Linked DNA regions of Homo sapiens: region 2 is linked to region 1. Evidence: read pairs that join two places in POLR2A ChIA-PET (ENCODE). Cell type or tissue: OCI-LY7. All regions are shown on one strand. Links, peaks and the distances in the headings refer to the core of each region. The heading gives the core; the rest is flanking DNA. Region 1 has its middle 120 kb from the start of CXCR4. Region 2 has its middle 59 kb from the start of CXCR4.

Region 1 (8,618 bases), core at 3,256-5,755:
GAATGATTTCTATACCTTTTCTATATAGCCCAGAGGGTCAGTATTTGCCTGGACACTTTTTCAATATTACAGAAAACAAGTAAGAAAAATATAAGTTATCTGGAAAATATTGGTTGAGGAAAGTTCTTCAACTAAACATTACCTATGACTCTCTTCTCTAAAATCGAGGTGGCCAAAAGCCACAGGTATCGGAGATGTAAAAGTACTGCCCGTTTCTGCCACCCAAGATTTCTGTGGTCCCTGGGTAGGTGGTAGACTGCTAGTACCACAGACAATATGTGAAGGCACAGTCCTCAGGAAAATACAAGTTCCTTTAAAAAAATTTTTTTGAGACTGTGTCTTGCTCTGTCACCCAGGCTGGAGTGCAGTGGTGGGATCACAGCACTGCAACCTCAAAGTTCCTAAATTTAATTGTACACCTTTTTGATGAACTTTTTATTATCCAAAATTATTTAGGCTGTAAGTGACAAAAACACCAGCTCAAAATGGTTCAGACAAAAAAGCTTATTAATTTGGCTTGTGTAATTTTTTAAACGATCCACATTCAGGTACCCAGGTGCTCAAACACTGTCTTCAGGAACATGTCTCTCTCCCTCTGCCTCTTGGTTTTACTTTATTCTCTGGGCAAGCTCTTCTTATTTATTCATGTAGATAATCTACCAGCAGCTCCAACTTTATACCCTACCAAGTTAGCAGCCCCAGAGGAAAGCAAGCACCTCTTTGTCAATAGTTACATAAAAAACCCCAGAGCTAATACCCATCGGTCCAGCTTGACTTATATGTGTCCATCTCTGAAACAAGCACTATGATGCCAACTGGCCGGACCTAGGTCACACACATATGCCAGTACTCCAGAGGGTGGGGTCAGCTCTATCTGGCCCACACATTGGCTAAGGCTGAGGAAGGGATGCTGACCCCAAGGAAAACTAGAATGCTGCTTCTAAAGGAAGGGGAAATGGATGTGTGGCAGGGAAAAAACAAACACTGCACAGCTCTTGAGCCAAATACAAAAGGCCCAGCCTGGGGTGCAGTATGTTTCCTTCTAAATGGAGGCATCATTCTTTTCTCAAATGGGAGTAAAAAGCCCTATAGAGGGGTAGTGAAGAAGACACAGGAGGTCAGCTCCGTGGGCTGGAATTGAGGGTCAACACAGGCATTTGTCCCATGTGAAACAGCAACCAGTGCTTTGCAGGGCTGTGGAAAAGTTTCATTATTATGTATGAGAAGAACCTAGGAGGCATCTGATGTTGTCAAGGCTGTGCCCTGAGATGTGTTTGATGCCTTCCCTCTGCTCATTCAGGCCCCCATCTGCCTGGACCATTAGGCACTGCCACCATCATCTATGTGGTTAGACAGCACACATAGACCAGGGCCAGCCACTGCAGAGGTAACCGGCACTACCAGGCATCTCACAAGAGCATTGGCATTGAATGGCCTCTCTTTCTATCATGACCAGCTCAATTCCACTGATATTCCAGCTGGATCATGGCAAAGGCCTATTGACGAAAAACAATAGGGCTAGATCAAGGCTCTGGTGCACCTGAGTCACTGTGAGTCATATCCCCTGGAGGACCTTCTCAGCTCACCATTGTCATTAGTTAAAAAGACTCACGTAAGTCCGGCACACAGGAATGTCAAGTAGCAGCCAAGTTTGGGGGTGTTGTCCTTTGGCTTGGAAAATAATTCTCCACTAAGAAGTCCACTGATAATGGCACTCAAATGTCCCCCAAAGGTTGTTAATTTTAATTAGGGAGAATTTAAACTATAGCATCCGAAGGAATGACTAATATTTTAAAGAGTATGAGGTATTTGGTTTGCTTTGCCAGTCTTGTTTTAGCAATTTTGGTCATTCCTAATCTTCTGCAAGGACTTCCAAGGCTGAGTCTTAAGTCTGGCAAAGCAGAAACCACCCTGGTGCCTCCAAATTTTCCACCACCTTCTTCTTCACAGTATAAAATTGCCCAACCACCGTCACTCACGGACCCCTTTGTCCCCTTCTCTTCCCCTCCACCCCATAGAAGTTTGGCTGACAACCACGGTAAATGCTAATGGAAGAGATGTTGTAACTAAATGGCAGTGCATTTATATCTACATGTGTCTTCTGCAATATAAGATAAACAGACTAATCTTCCTCACCAAGCTTAGAGGGATAACGAACAAAAATTATAGTTGAGTAACCTGCCAACATAAATATTTCACAAAAGCTAAGCCACAGTAAATGGAGCCAAATTGTAGAATTGGAGTGGGACTTTCCAACAAAGATCTCCCTGAAGCATTCTCAAGTTCATTCTCTTAATAGAATAATTTCCAGTTATTTTGATATTTGGTTTTTCTAGATTTACTACCATTTTTACCATACTGATGAAATAAGTACTAATATTCATTTGCATAAAACAGCGATTTATTAGACACATGCAATGTGCCAGACATTATGCTAAACACTTTATATGGATTATCTCCTTTATCCTCAGAACAATTTTATGAGAAGGGGCTTCATTATCACCATTTTGCAGATAAGGAAATTGAGTCTCAAACAGGTGATACGATGTGGAGCCAGGAATCAAACACAAGCATCTCACCCATGGCCCATGTTCTTAACAGGGTTCATACCACATTTCCACATATGGGAAGAATCTGTGGCCCAGAGTGGTTACATTAGAGCACCTCCTCCCCTGAGAGCCACACAAGGGCCCATACCACCTTCCAGTTCATGGCTCCACCTTTGTCCTGCTCTCACAACCTTCCCAGACCTGGCCTATACCCACGTCTCCATCACTTTCCCATTCGCGGCTGCACATTTTCTTCTCTGTCCCCATCCATCACTCAGTTCCCCACCACCCCTAAATGAAATACACAAGCCAAACTTACTCCCACTGCTAGGCTTTTCTGCAAGCTGTTTCCTTCCCTGGAAGGCCTGCCTCCTCTTCGCCACCATTGGAGACCCTGGGTCAAGTCCCATCTCAAAACACCACCTTCTTACACAGCCCTCCTACCCTCTCTACCTCCTAGAAACTCATTTGAAGCTTAAATACTGCCTTCTGATATTGGTTAGCTTTGAATGCACACATATTATTAGCCCAACTAGCTTGCAAACTGCTAAACAGCATGAAACACACAGCCTGGCTCCTTTGAGTCACTTTCGCACCTAGCACAGGGCCTGGCTGCATCACTCAGCTCAGCCCCAAGGCAGTCAAGATAATTGAGTGCGTTCCAGCTGCAGGGGTATTTGGTATATATAAGACATCCCACATAACTGTTGGTTTGTGCTTGATTACCGTAACACAGCCCAAATCAATCCCTGAAAAGGGACAGGCCACAGTAGAACCAGTTCCCAGCTGTGACACCCACGTGGCCGCCCCTCACAACAGTGTGTCTGGGGCTTGTGGGAAAGCCCTAGGAATAGCCAGCTGTTCTTGCACATTGGAAGCTAAGGCAAGGATGCTACATTGGCCTTGGGGTGGAAACATGTACAGCATGCTTCTCAGATCCTCTCCGATCCTGAGTGTTCGAAAAAAATACCACTTACTGTTTTTGTTTTTATCATTCTCTAAGTAATACTATTTATGATTAAAAATAAAATAAAATAATGGGCCAAGTGCAGTGGCTCACACCTGTAATCCCAGCACTTTGGGAGGCCAAGGCGGGTGGATCACCTGAGGTCAGGAGTTCAGGACCAGCCTGGCCAACATGGTGACACCTCATCTCTACAAAAATACAAAAATTAGCTGGGCATGATAGTGGGTGCCTGTAATCCCAGCTACTCGGGAGGCTGAGGCGGGAGAATTGCTCGAACCTGGGAGGCAGGGGTTGCAGTGAGCCAAGATTGTGCCACTGCACTCTAGCCTCAGTGACAAGAGTGAGACTCTGTCTCAAATAATAATAATAATAATAATAACGGAAAATATGAAAAAGTATGAAGAATACATTTTTATTGTCATCTATTATCTCATCTTTTTGGTGTATTTCCTTCAGTTTGTTTTTTTATATCTGCCTGGCACTGTGCTAAACCATGGAGATTTTTTAAATGTGAAGACCCATCCCAGCCCTCAAGCCTCTTGCAGCCTAGGAGTGAAGCTTACAAGACAACAGTAAAAGATCATACAATATGAAGACTGAGGCAAGTACAATGGACTAGGCCATGGAGTATGGAACACACAGAGGGAGAAGTAAAGACAAAGACTGAGAATTCTGAAAGGGCTTGGCATTTGGTTTTCAACAGCACAGTTACTGAGATCCTGCTATGTGCCAGAATGGTGAGGAACTGATGAGATCCAGAGACAGGAACTGACTTGTTCAAGGTCACTCAGCTAGTTAGGACCTTGACAGTTATTTTTGCAATACTTACTGATCATCTATTCTGAAACCACAAGATCCTAAAGAAGATTTCATTTAAATGAATACACACAGCAAAAAAGTGGGTATATACACTTTTATTTATATAAAATATATATACTTATATATATTTATTTTTATTTTACACACTCACATACACAAAGATACCCTTTATCAGGCTCCATGTTGATGCATACAAAATGCACTTACTTTATTGAAAAGATTGAAACTACATGAATTTGGGGAACATCCTGGAAAATCTGGGACACATGGTTTGGTCACCATAATTATACTATGTGCTTTTTCTCAATCCAATAGGGATTTCTTAAAATAGCCTTGCATTCCAACAGGATATAAAACCCTGTTGAAGATGCCCCAATCTGGAATCAAAGAGTCAGACTGGCTAGAAACAGATCTGGTTCATTTCACCCTCCAACTAAAATAGGATGCAAAACTAAACAGTGTCGTTAGAGAGACAGAACTTCATTTCCCCCAAACAGTCCTTTTAACCTAGAAAGCAAGAGGCCCTGGGCCATTGGCAAGCAGAACAATTTCTTGCTATTTTGCATTTCCTTCCTCAGAACTATCTTTAATAGTTTGAGCCATGGAGGAGAAAGAGAACAAACTAAAATTAATTTTTAATTGAATAAAACAACAAAATAAAGCACAGGCAGAAGCTCCCTAAGCCCCAGAATTCTACGTGCTGTGAGTCCAGGGCTCAGTTCATACAGACAAAAGGAATGAGGAGATTCGAGCTCTGTTCTGCCTGATTAATCCAACATTGTTCAGCAAAGGTCTGTCCCAATGGTTAGAACAATGACTAGATGATAATCCAAAGCCCTCCGTGAGCAGTTAAAAATGAATTTGTCTGAAACGTTCTCAGTGTCTACTGAGCAACATCAAAGGAGCTCAGGGCACAGCCGACTTTATGGAGTAACAGGTTTAAAAACGAACATTTTTCAGCTTGCTAACTCTAAAAGCCCAATTTGTGTTCTCAGAATCCAGGAGAATAAATCACCCAAGCAAAGAAATAATAATACTGAAGACATATGATGCAATTCCAAAAAACCCATTGTATGCCAATTATTAAACCAGAATGCTGATCACATCCTTATCAAAGCTGTATGTCACCTTGTAGATCACAGGAAAACATGATCTACAAAATAGAATAAAAATCACACTGTGAACTTCATGAAAAACGACTAAAGGAACTCTCTTAGTTCAGCAAAAAAGTTCAGGCTGATCGCCATTTTTTGATGACCTTCTTGCATGGATAAACTCAAAAGCATTTTCTTTCTCCCTTTCTCTTAGCAAGAATAATTTTGTTAAGAAACCATTTACAACATCCTGATGAGCTGCACCTAGAAGATGACGTTCTGGCAACAGGAATTCCCAACACAGCAGAAGCTCCTTCCAAGCTCTGAGGCTGAGGAAGTGGGGAGTTTGGCTGGTTTTCAGCATCCATCCAACTCACCGATCCTCCCGTTTTGCTTCATTGTGTGTGCTGCTATCTTCCACACATCACTGGATCCAAACTTTCTTCTCCCCAGAGCCCTTTCATTTCATTCGCCTTTTCTATTACTCTCTGGGTCTGTTTACTTTCCTTCCCAAACTTTGTTAATTTCAGCAAATACATATATTAAGCACCTACTCTTGCAAGACACTACATCACTTTATTTCTCTTTGTAACACTCCAACATACCCATTTTCCTTCCTCAGAAACGCTATCTTCTAGATTCTTTAAAAATTCTGTGTGGATAGGAGGGGGATGATAAGTTCTTGTGAAATATTTCAGACTTACAAAAAAACTACAGAGTAATATAACAAAACATCTATGTACCTACAGCCCACGTTAAAGGATAAAACATTAATACAATTGGCATCTCTTGTGTACCCCCTCCCTGGTCACGTCTCCTCTCCATCTGCCCAAATATAACCACTAAAGTGAATTTGGTTTTTATTATTCCCATGCATTTTAAAACATTTGTACTCAGTATGTCTATATCCAGTCACAATTGGATACACAATATATAGTATGGTTTCACGTTTTCTTAAACTTGACATGCATGGTTTTTCTTTATACACACATTTTCTTTCTTCTGTTTGCTCTTTTGCTCAGCATTGTGCAGTTGAAAAGCCATCCATGTTAATACATGTAGCTCTTGTTTATTCCACTCTCATTACTGTCTATTATTCCATTAAGCAAGTTCACCCCCGTACATTTATCCAGTCTCTGCTTGATGGACATTTGAGTTAATTCCAATGTTTTTGTTATTACAAGCAGTGCCACTGTGAAAATTCTTGCATGAGGCTTCCTGCACACATTCCCAATATCCTCTTTAGCTTCACCTACATATTGAATACCAGAGGAGTTGCTATTCCTTAAGTTGTCAATGAAACTCCTTCTGACCCAGCTATATTTCCCCCCGCCTGAACTCTGGCCCTTTTCCATCTCATCCAAGCTACTTTGATCAGTGAGGCTGAAAAATTCCAATAGATACCACCCCCAGGCTCCCTGGTCTTCAGCTCTGACTCTCGTCAACATGCCATGGAGCCAGGGAAGTTGCATTCCCATTCTGTGAACGTCAGTGCAGAATCAAGTCATGGAGCCAGGGAAGTCGCATTCCCATTCTGCAAACCTCGGTGCAGAATCAACTCGTTGCTATTGGGTTTTATATGACACTTCTGACTCACTGTTTGTTCCCTGACACAAAGCAGGTGATGCTATCCTGAGAAATTAATTTGGATTTCCTTTACACTTTAAATTGTAAAACAAGAATGAGCATCTCAGCCTGGGTGGTCTGTTTCCTAGCTTATTTTTCCTAATCCCTTTCCCCGCAGTTGGCTGAAAGCACCATTATCCGCTCCTAGCAAGGTCTAGGATGTCATGTCCCAGATTTGCTCAGTTCATTTGGATTGCTTTATTTCCTTTACCATCTCTCTTGTCTGTGCTTCCAGATGTTATTAAATAATCTTCTAGATATGCCTTTAGGATTTGCTGCAAAGACACTTGAGATAAAGTATCTGTCAGAACCAACCTGGTAAGAATAAATGGGAAATATTTGGTATGAGAGTTGGGACCTTCCCTCCAGCAGTGATTATTCCAAGACAGGACAGTTTCCGACTGAAGACAGAGTCTCTTCCACAGTATCCTTTATCAAGACATTAAAATCTTCCTCCTAGTGCCTAGAAGTCAAATCTCCTTTTTATCATTTGCTTGAATACTGTTTTCTTAATGACTTTACAAGAAGGATACATGTGAAGAGTCTGAATAAAACGATGATAGAAATAAGGATATTTGAGAAATCAGAATATTGAGAAGGAATACTTGACTAATAGCGAAGTGCAATAAACTGTTAATAGCCATAATCATTGGCAATCCAGGCACAAAAGAGAACTGTTTTTTTTTAATGGAATGATTTTTTTTTAATTTCAATAGGTTTTGGGGGAACAAGTTGTATTTAGTTACACGGATAAGTTCCTTAGTGGTGATTTCTGAGATTTTGGTGAACCCATCACCTGAGCAGTGTACACTGTACCCAGTGTGTAGTCTTTTATCTCTCACCCCCTCCCACCATTTCCCTGAGTCCCCAAAGTCCATTGTATCATTCTTATGCCTTTGCATCCTCATAGCTCCCATTTATGAGTGAGAACATAAGATGTTTGGTTTTCCATTCCTGAGTTACTTCACTTAGAATAATGGTCTCCAATTCTGTGTGGGTTGTTGCAAATGCCATTATTTCATTCCTTTTTATGGCTGAGTAGTACTCCATGGTATATATATACCACAATTTCTTTAACCACTCGTTGATTGATGGGCATTTGGCTGGTTTCATATTTTTGCAATTGTAAATTGTGCTGCTATAAACATGTATGTGCAAGTATCTTTTTCATATGATGACTTCTTTTTCTCTGGATAGGCACCCAATAGTGGGATTGCTGGATCAAATGGTAGTTCTCCTTTTAGTTCTTTAAGGAATCTCCACACTGTTTGCATAGTGGTTGTGCTAGTTTACATTCTGATCAGCAGTGTAAAAGTGTTCTCTTTTCACCACATCTATACCAACATCTATTATTTTTTTGCTTTTTTGATTATGGCCATTCTTGCAGGAGTAAGGTGGTACGGAATTTTGGTTTTGATTTGCATTTCCCTGATCATTAGTAATGATGAGCATTTTTTCATGTTTGTTGGACATTTGTGTATCTTCTTTTGAGAATTGTCTATTCATGTCATTAGCCCACTTTTTGATGGGATTGTTTGGTTTTCTTCTTGCTGATTTGTTTGA
Region 2 (8,618 bases), core at 3,252-5,751, 56 kb after region 1:
TTTTCTGGCGAGGGCCCCACCTTCAAGCCAAAAAGCCTAATACCAGGGCCCAAAGTGAGAACATACATCCCTATTTTCCCACTTGAATGTTGCCTTTTCCAAAACCCATGGCCCACCTCGCCCCTCATCCTGTGCCCATAAAAACCCCAGGCTCAGCCAGCAGAGAGGAGAAGCAGCTGGATGTTGGAAACTATGGTTGGACGTCAGAGAGAGGCAGCTTGACTTTAGAGAGACAGCTTGATGGTGTAGCTTTGAAGACAAGTCCGGCTGGGGATGGCCAGACTCCAAGGGAAGATTACCTTCCCACTTTGTTCCCTTTTCAGCTCCCCTTTCCACTGAGAGCCACTTTCATCAGCAATAAAATCCCCTGCATTTACCATCTCTTATTCGTTCGTGCAACCTCATTCCTCCTGGATACCAAACAAGAACTCGGGTGTCGTGAGTGTGGGTGCAAAAGGCTGTCACACTGACCCTCCACTGAGCTGTTAACACTTAAGCCATCTGTGGATGGCAGAGCTAAAAGGGCATTGTAACACTCCTTCTGGGGCTTCAGGGGTCACGGGCACCCATCCTAGATGCTGCTGCAGGGCCCACACGGAGTTTTGCTCCTACTGGCTCCCAAAAGCACTCGCCCAGACTCCTGCACCCACTCACCTGTGCTGCTCCTGCTAAAAGGGGTGAAACACAGTGGGACCAAGATAGTGGAGTCTACTTCTTCTGGCACCAAAGCAGCCAGCTTGTTCTAACACCCATGCACTCCAGTTCCTGCCCATGAAGGGGTCAGGGAAATATCCTGCTTCCCTGATGGGAGATGTGTAAATATCACTAGGGAAATTCTCATGTTTGGAGGTGAAAGTCTGGATGAGAAAGACCTTGCTGGTACAATACTTAAGGCTGCTTTGAGATTTTTATTCTCATGAGCTCATGGGCAGCTGCTGTCTACCTCCTCTTTTCACAAAGTCTCAGCCTCCAGGAAAGGTGCAGAGCAAAAAGATGCCCACTGTCTGGCACAACTGCAGTCTTTTCTTGCTGAACTACTTACCCATGGGTCCTTCAGCCACTAAGGAGCACAAATGAAATTGCTCAGGTGTCTTGGAAGTGGCAGCATGTCCTCCCTTCCTGCCACGATCTCAGAAACCTAAAGAATTTGGTTGAAACCACACAAACAACACACACTGCGACCTGAATTCTAAACTTACAAGCAATCGCTTTATTCTTTCCCCTCCTCTGGCCAGTCCTGTTTTTCTAACCTGACTGGAAGCTTACTAAGGGAAATAAAGCCCACTACCTTTACACACCCACACCATGCTTAGTTTCCAAGGACTGCTCCAAGGGTATAGCGCTAAGAGCACAGCATTCGGAGTTATGCAGACACACTTTCACACCCTGGCTCAGCTGCTCTAGAGCTATTTAATCCTGACGTAACCTGGCTTCACTGTGCCTTGGTTTCTTCATCTATAAACCCTATTTTAGAGGATGGTTGAGAGGATTAACTAAGTAAATACATGTCTAGTTCTTATGGTCCTGGCTAAGAAAAAAACCCTTGAGACTTTCAGATAATCTGAATACACACTTGTTGTCTTGAGTCTGATCTGAAGGGAAGCTTTCAGTGGTGGTGCAAGAGGATACTGTAAATTAAATCTTCCATTCTAAAAAGAGATATGGTAGCTGAACACATACCTATACCCTGAGGGCTAATTTGGCCATTGTCCTTTTTACTTGAAGAGGTTGTTGTCCTAGATCCTATTTCCTGAGGCTTATTTCAGACCAACTGGGAAAAAATAAATGATGTTAGGATTTAACCCAGGCTCAAACAGGAAGGCTGGCCAGACCCAGGGCCACCTGGGGAGTCAAGGGGGTGGGAGCTCTGGCTCAGTCAATAGCTGTTCTAGGCACTCAGATTCTAGAACATCCTGGGTGCTCCCTGCTGCAGGCCTGGACTCGGGTCCTGTAGTTGTTTTTTGCAGTTGTTTCAGCCATTCCCCTGGGCTCCTTACCCTCAAGGTTATGGGTAGAGAAAAATCCAGGCCAGATTTTACCAGAGCCTTTTTCTCTCCTGGGTCAGAACAGGATTTTCTCTCAGTTTGATCCATTTTTTCATTTAAAAGTTGATATTCAACTTAACACAACGAAATCTCACTCCCCAGAGAATTAGAAAAATAAGCCACCCAAATCCTATTCAATAGGGTAAATATTGGGATAAGATAAACATCTGAGCTGCCTTAAAAAGACCATTGTATTCAAGCAAACTGCCATTTCCTTACCTTAAGGAAGGCTCTGAATTCAGAAAGCCTGAAGCTCTGAGGAGAGGACCCAGCTATCGTAAAAGAAGGTTATTATTATAGTCACCTTTAGCCAGAGCCAACTAGTGACAAGTTCCAGTTGGTTTGCTCATCCATTTAGGAACCCTGCAGGGTTCAGATCTCTATCCCTATTTCACAAAGGCCCATCTCTCACCCCATTTTCACCAAGACTTTGTGGCTGCCTCCCTCCCATGCCCAATGGATGGACCAGATCAAACGATCTGACACCATCTTGGTTCAATTGCCTTGACTTGCACTGGGGCTCAGAAAATGATACCCCGAAGTATGGCGCTTGAGCATGCTAAGTACTTTGAACTGAAGGAAATTGGAAAGCTTCAGAAGCAAGGACTCTCTGACCTTCTCCTGCTCTCCTATCTCTTACCCCTCTTTATTTTCCCTGCCAAAGCAAGTCATAGAAATCAGAATTCCTCTTCCCTAAGGTGGCTCATAGAAACTAGAACCACTTTCCCCAAAAGCAAGCCATAAAAACCTAGAAAGGCCACCCTCTCCCTTCTCCCTTGAAGACCTTAATTTCAGAGGTTCCTGACTTATACCCCAGGGGAGGGACTGTTACAGAGAAAATCCAAGAAGAATCTGGACAGGCCCTGCTGGGTCTCCGGCTTCATGACCATTAGATCACACCCTTTTGTTCAATCACATTTCTATACAGCTGTCCATTTTTCATGAAACCTAAACATAAAAACAGAGATTTCCCTAGATTTTGGGGTCTGCATTTCTGAAGGCTCCCATGTCACATAACACGTGATTAAATACATTTGTTATGCTTTTCTTTGTTAGCCTAGCTTTTGTTATGGTGGTGACCCTTAAGATGGGTGAGAGATCATACCTTTCCCCCCTACGCTTTGCAGCATGACCTTAGGCTCAGGGTTCCTCCTTTAGCTTCATTCTCTCCATGTCTGTCTTTGTATTTGCCACCTTCTTTCTGGGATGATAAACTGGTCAACAGTAACAATGCTGGCTGCATTTCACTGAGTAACTTCCCACATGGTTCTAAACCCTTTGTATGTATTTATATTTTTTCTTTCTTTTTTTTTTTTTGAGATGGAGTCTTGCTCTGTCACCCAGGCTGGAGTGCAGTGGCACAATCTTGGCTCACTGCAACCTCCGCCTCCCAGATTCAAGCGATTCTCCCGCCTCAGCCTCCCGAGCAGCTGGGACTACAGGTGTGTGCCACCACACCCAGCTAATTTTTGTATTTTCAGTAGAGATGGCAGTTCACCATATTGGCCAGGCTGGTCTCAAACTCCTGACCTCGTGATCCCCCCACCTTGGCCTCCCAAAGTGCTGGGATTACAGGCGTGAGCCACCGCGCCCAACCTATATATAATTTAATCCTATAAATTTCTTACTATTAGGTTGGTGCAAAAGTAATTGCAGTTTTTGATATTTAAAAGTAATAGCAAAGACCACAACTACTTTTGCTCCAACCTAATATTATTAACCACATTTTTACAGAGGCATAGGAAGTCCAGTAACATACCAACTTTAAACCCTGTGTTTTTCATCAAAATTGAAGGCAGACAACAGATAGGAAGGGCCAGAGAGCAGTCTTGGCTTTTTTAAGCCCATGACTATATCCGTGAACCCTCCTGCTGATGTTTTCCCAAAGGGCCTGTCCAGCTGGTGTTGATCAGTCCTTTGCTTCAGACTGAAGGGTGAAAGTCTGGAACAAAGGACTTTGAAAGACTTGAGATGTTAAAAAGGCCATTTGATCTCAGAAAGTCACCAGAATTCCAGAAATTTCCTTAGGGTGCAAAGAGCTGCCAAAAAAGAAAGAGGAAAGGGAAAGGGAGGGGAGGGGAGGAAAAAGGAGGGAAGGGGAGGGGAGGAGAGGGAACAGGAAAGGGGAAAATGGAAAGGGGAAAGGAAAAAGGAAAGGAGAAAGGGACGGAGGGAAGGAGAGAGGAAGGGAGGAAGGAATGAAAGAAAAAGTCTTCTCTTGGTTCTGGATAACATGGAGGTACTTCATGAAACCACCTGGGTGTTCAGAAGCCCCAGCCAAAGGCATTGTCCCAAAGGGGCCACTGGGAAGTGGAGGCTTCTCTATGAAAAGTGCACTAAAGTACAGGCTAAGAAGGTGGAGAGAGAGGTCACAGTTTGGTATTCTCGTTTTAGGGGTTGGGTGGTAGGTTTTTTTGCACTAGTTGTTGGGTTTTTTAAAGTTTCTCCTGAAGCTTGTGTTTTCAGATGACTATCTTCTGAGCAGTCAAGCAAATGGACAAACACATTAAGGCAAAAACAAACATTTACATAGTCAGGGAAGTCGTTTCTCCCAAGTCCCCTAGTTCACAGGACCATATCCATTTAGGAATTAAAACAAGCTGACTTTTTTTTTTCTGAGGAGAGTGGATTCTTTCCAGAATTCCCATATCTAGAAAGCAGGAGAGAAACAAACTTTAATGACAGGGTCCTTTCTTCCCTTTCCACAAACGACCCAATTGTCATGAGTAATGCACTTTTTCTGTTTGCAGCCTCATCATGATCCAGCAAATGAACCCCAACAATTAGCCTCTTCATTTCCATCAGACCATGTCCTTGAACTCCAGAAAGCTGCTATGGGAGCCAACCATATATATATATTTTTTTTAATTAATCTAGCTGGGCTCTGGCCAGTCATTAAAACTAGGAGATTAATCATTCCTTCCTTCTTCTTTTAAACCCATACAACCCATGTAGACCGAAAATTACAGAAAGTTCAAGCTGATAGGCTTCTTAGGGATCATCTAGTACAGTGTTTTTGAATTGAACCATTAAGGGGTCAGAAAGTCAATATAATGAGTTATAACCAGCATTTTTTAAAAAAAGACAACACAGAGAATTTCATGTAGTACAAGTGAGTATGGCTTCATGAAACATGTTTCAATTATGTATATGGTTCTGAGAGTGGCAACATAAAATTGTGGGCACTTCTTACTATGGGTCCTGGTCCAAAAAGTTTGAAAATCCTACCTCCCTGGTCTTCCAGATGGGAAAAGTCAAGCCCCAAGAGAGGCAGTGACTTACCCAAGGTTCTGTTGCAAATCAGTCCTTCTCCACCCACTTCCTGGCATGCCAACACCCCTGGCTCCCTCCCATGTGTTAGCACACAAATCAGCATGCATCAGGTCCTGCCTGGTGTTGGGTCCATCAGCATTTAACTCCTTTCAGACAGCAGGCCCTCTAGAAGGCCCAATGATACCCCATCATTTTGTCACCCCACAGCACTGAGCACAGTGCAATGCACCTGGAGCAGATGTTGAATGTCCACCTGGTGAATTACTGAGGTGAGCAGAAGTGGTCTCAGGAGGAAGAAAAGGTAAAAAAAAAAAAAAAAAAAAAACCCAGAGTGAGAATGGGCTGCCATGTTTGTGAGCTCCCAAACGCTAATGGCAATGATAACAATCGTTCCAAAGACGGCCGTCTACCAGCTTTTTATGTTCCCCCAGGAGCTGGGCTGAGCTCTGTGTATGCAATGCTTCATTCAGTCCTCACAACAAGCTGGTGGAATGCTACTGCCCCAGGGCCTACTGAAGTTTAGAAACCAGGTCATTTAGCTAACCAGGATTCAATCCCAAGTGCTATGGTTTGGATGTGGTTTGTCCCCGGCAAAACTCATGTTGAAATGTATTTGCCAATGTGACAGTGTTGACAGATGGTGGGACCTTTCAAAGGCATTTGGGTCATGAGGGATCTGCCCTAATGAAGGAATTAATGCAGTCTCAAGGAGTGGGGGAATGAGCGGGTTCTTGCTCTCTCAGGAATAGATTTGTTACCACACAAGCAGGTTGATATAAAGCAAGGCTACTCTCCTGTTTGGTCTCTTTGCATACACCCATTTTCCTTTCCACTTTTTACCCATGAGGAACACAAGACCTTCACCAAATGGACTGCCCAGTCTTGAACATCCCAGCCTCTAGAATCATGAGCCAAATAAACTTCTTTTCTTTATAAATTACCAGTCTCGGGTATTCTGTGGCAACACAAAATGGTCTAAGACAGGAAATCCCAAGCAATCAGGCATCAGACTCCATGCTTTTAACCATTGCAACCCACACCTCCTCCTGACGAATCCCTCACAGAATGTTAACTGTTGCAACAATGATTAAGCACCTAATGAATCTGTTGAAAGAGTGAATGAGTAGATGAAGGCAGAAGGGACACACTCTGCCTTGCTAAGAAGCTGGAGGCTGAACAGAGTACTGCTATGGGAAGTCAGATCTAGCCTGGAAGAACAAGCTAGCACACGATAAACATTCTTCAAAATGGGGGCAGATGCTCCTGGAACAGACAGAATCCAAAGCATTCCCATCCTTCCTTCCTTCCTCCTATTGTCACCCTTTGTGCCTCCATTGCTGACAAAACCAAAGACTGCAGCCATGTCCTCAGTCTAGTGGCCTGGAGTATGGGTTTGTAACCTAGTAAAGTCTCATGAGGCTATCCCCTAAACCAACACCTTTCCAAAATTCCTGGTTTAAAAAAAAAAAAAAGGCTTAATGTGAGGTTGAGCTGGGGAAGAGAAAACTAACTCAGCTTTTCATCGGCTTAGACTCCTGGGGTTGTCAAAGGTGGAGTGTCAAATTAAAACATACTGCAAAAATAAAAAAAAAAAAACAGAAAGCCTGTCTCTGAGAGAGAGAATCTTTTCTTCTTATTCTTCACTGTCAAGGAGGCAAAGCTGGTTTGATTATTCTTTTTTACTCCCCTTGAGAAATTCTCAATATGATTGGCAAGAAATCAGGAATAACAAGATAAAGTGGTGATGTAAATGCCAGTGGAAACAGTAGATCCATTGTGATGACCTTGTCTAAGAAGTCTCAAAGTGGGAAGAAAAGCTGGGATCTGGGCTTTGATGCAGAGCCCTTGCATGTAAAATTTACAGTATCCTTCTTATCGGAAATGCTTAAATACTTTCCCTACAGGTATTTACAATCTGTCTCAACATTTGGCTGACTCCTGGCAATTTTCTGCTTTCATTCACATTAACTATTTAAAGGAAAACTCCAGGGCAGCATTTTGAGTAGCACATTGAATTAAAACAAAGGATAAATTACCAAAGAAACATTGAAGGGTCTGGAATGCAATCATCATCTAAGAAAAAAAAAATCATTATTCTTCACAAATACAAAACAATGGTAAGATATTGACAGGGACCTAGAAAGCTGAGAAAACTAGTCCAGGCAAAACTGCATTTGAAATCACAATACTCCTCTCTTTAAAACTCCCAAAGCTCTGACATTCCATTGTCCTGTCTCCATTCCAATTCAGAACCTCTTTAATAATCACAATAGACACAATCCTTCCTGTGTCTGGCTTAATCTCTCCAATTGCAGTTTAATTTGAGTTTCTCATATCTGTGCACAATAGAAAGAGAAACACTATTTACTTGCATCATAAAATTTCCCAAGGTTCTGGGATGCTTTCCTGGAAGAAATCTCAAGACTCCTGTTTTATATTGTGAATTTTATTCCCTATACCAATATCCATGTCTGTTTTCACATGAAAGCACTGTTTTCAGCTACCATCGAGTCAAACGGACACACTAGGAAAATACACTGCACTTATGTAGTCACTGAATGTATCCCTCAGCGCACTGGCCCATGTCTCCCATGAAGAAGCCCAGCTCTGGATGAAGTCTCTGTCCTTCTGAATGCTTTCAGCTGCAAGTAACAGAATATCTCATTTACATTAACCTAAACAGTGAAGAAAATGTGTTGCTGCACATCAAAAATTCTGGAGATGAGTGGTACAAGGTTTTTCAGTGTGTCAAAAATGATGCCAAGGACCAGGCACTTGGCAGCTTTCCATTCTGCCAACCTCCTTGTGCCATGCATCCTCCCACAGGAACAAGATGGTCACCGTGGTTTAGGCATTCTGTATCAATGCAATAACATCTGGTGGAAGAAATTGGATGCTTCCTTTCATGAACCACACTTCAAAGGGGGAAGAAAACCTTTCCCAAAGCCCCCAGGGAAACTCCCTTAAAATCCACTGGCCAGAACTGGATCATATACCATGCCTTGGTTGCAAGGGAGGCTAGAAAAATGGAAAATCTGATACTTCTAACTTCTAAAGTAAGAGGTGAACTCTGCCACCAAGAAGTAGATGGGATGGGGACCTCACAGCCTGCTGCTAGGCAGAAGACCAAAAGGATCTTCCACAAAGCCCCTCTGTCCCATAGGCTCAGTCCTTGTGACAGGGAGGAGGGAGAGCTAGATACAACCACTTCGAATGAGCAAGACTCTCAAGGGACCCAAGCAAGTAGCCCTAGGAACAGTGGCTTATTTTTGTAAAATTCTTCACCCTCTTTTTCCGTCT

The links. Peaks named below come from ENCODE experiments on the same cell type or tissue, not always from the same donor. Only the 100,000 strongest peaks of a DNase experiment are listed, where the experiment ranks them.
Region 2: POLR2A ChIA-PET joins it to region 1 with 5 read pairs; 5 of 35 experiments call an interaction of 5 or more read pairs at or near these places.

The regions. Positions count from the first base shown.
Region 1 is chr2:136,229,171-136,237,788 of GRCh38, reverse strand. No RefSeq gene overlaps it. Among named protein-coding and RNA genes, the nearest start is that of CXCR4, 120 kb to the right of the region's middle. RefSeq lists enhancers at 1,253-1,753, 850-2,049. In OCI-LY7, for the core only: no CTCF peak of the experiment used is centred there; DNase peaks (open chromatin) are centred at 4,263 and 4,818; H3K4me3 peaks cover 767 bases.
Region 2 is chr2:136,172,840-136,181,457 of GRCh38, reverse strand. No RefSeq gene overlaps it. Among named protein-coding and RNA genes, the nearest start is that of CXCR4, 59 kb to the right of the region's middle. In OCI-LY7, for the core only: no CTCF peak of the experiment used is centred there; no DNase peak of the experiment used is centred there.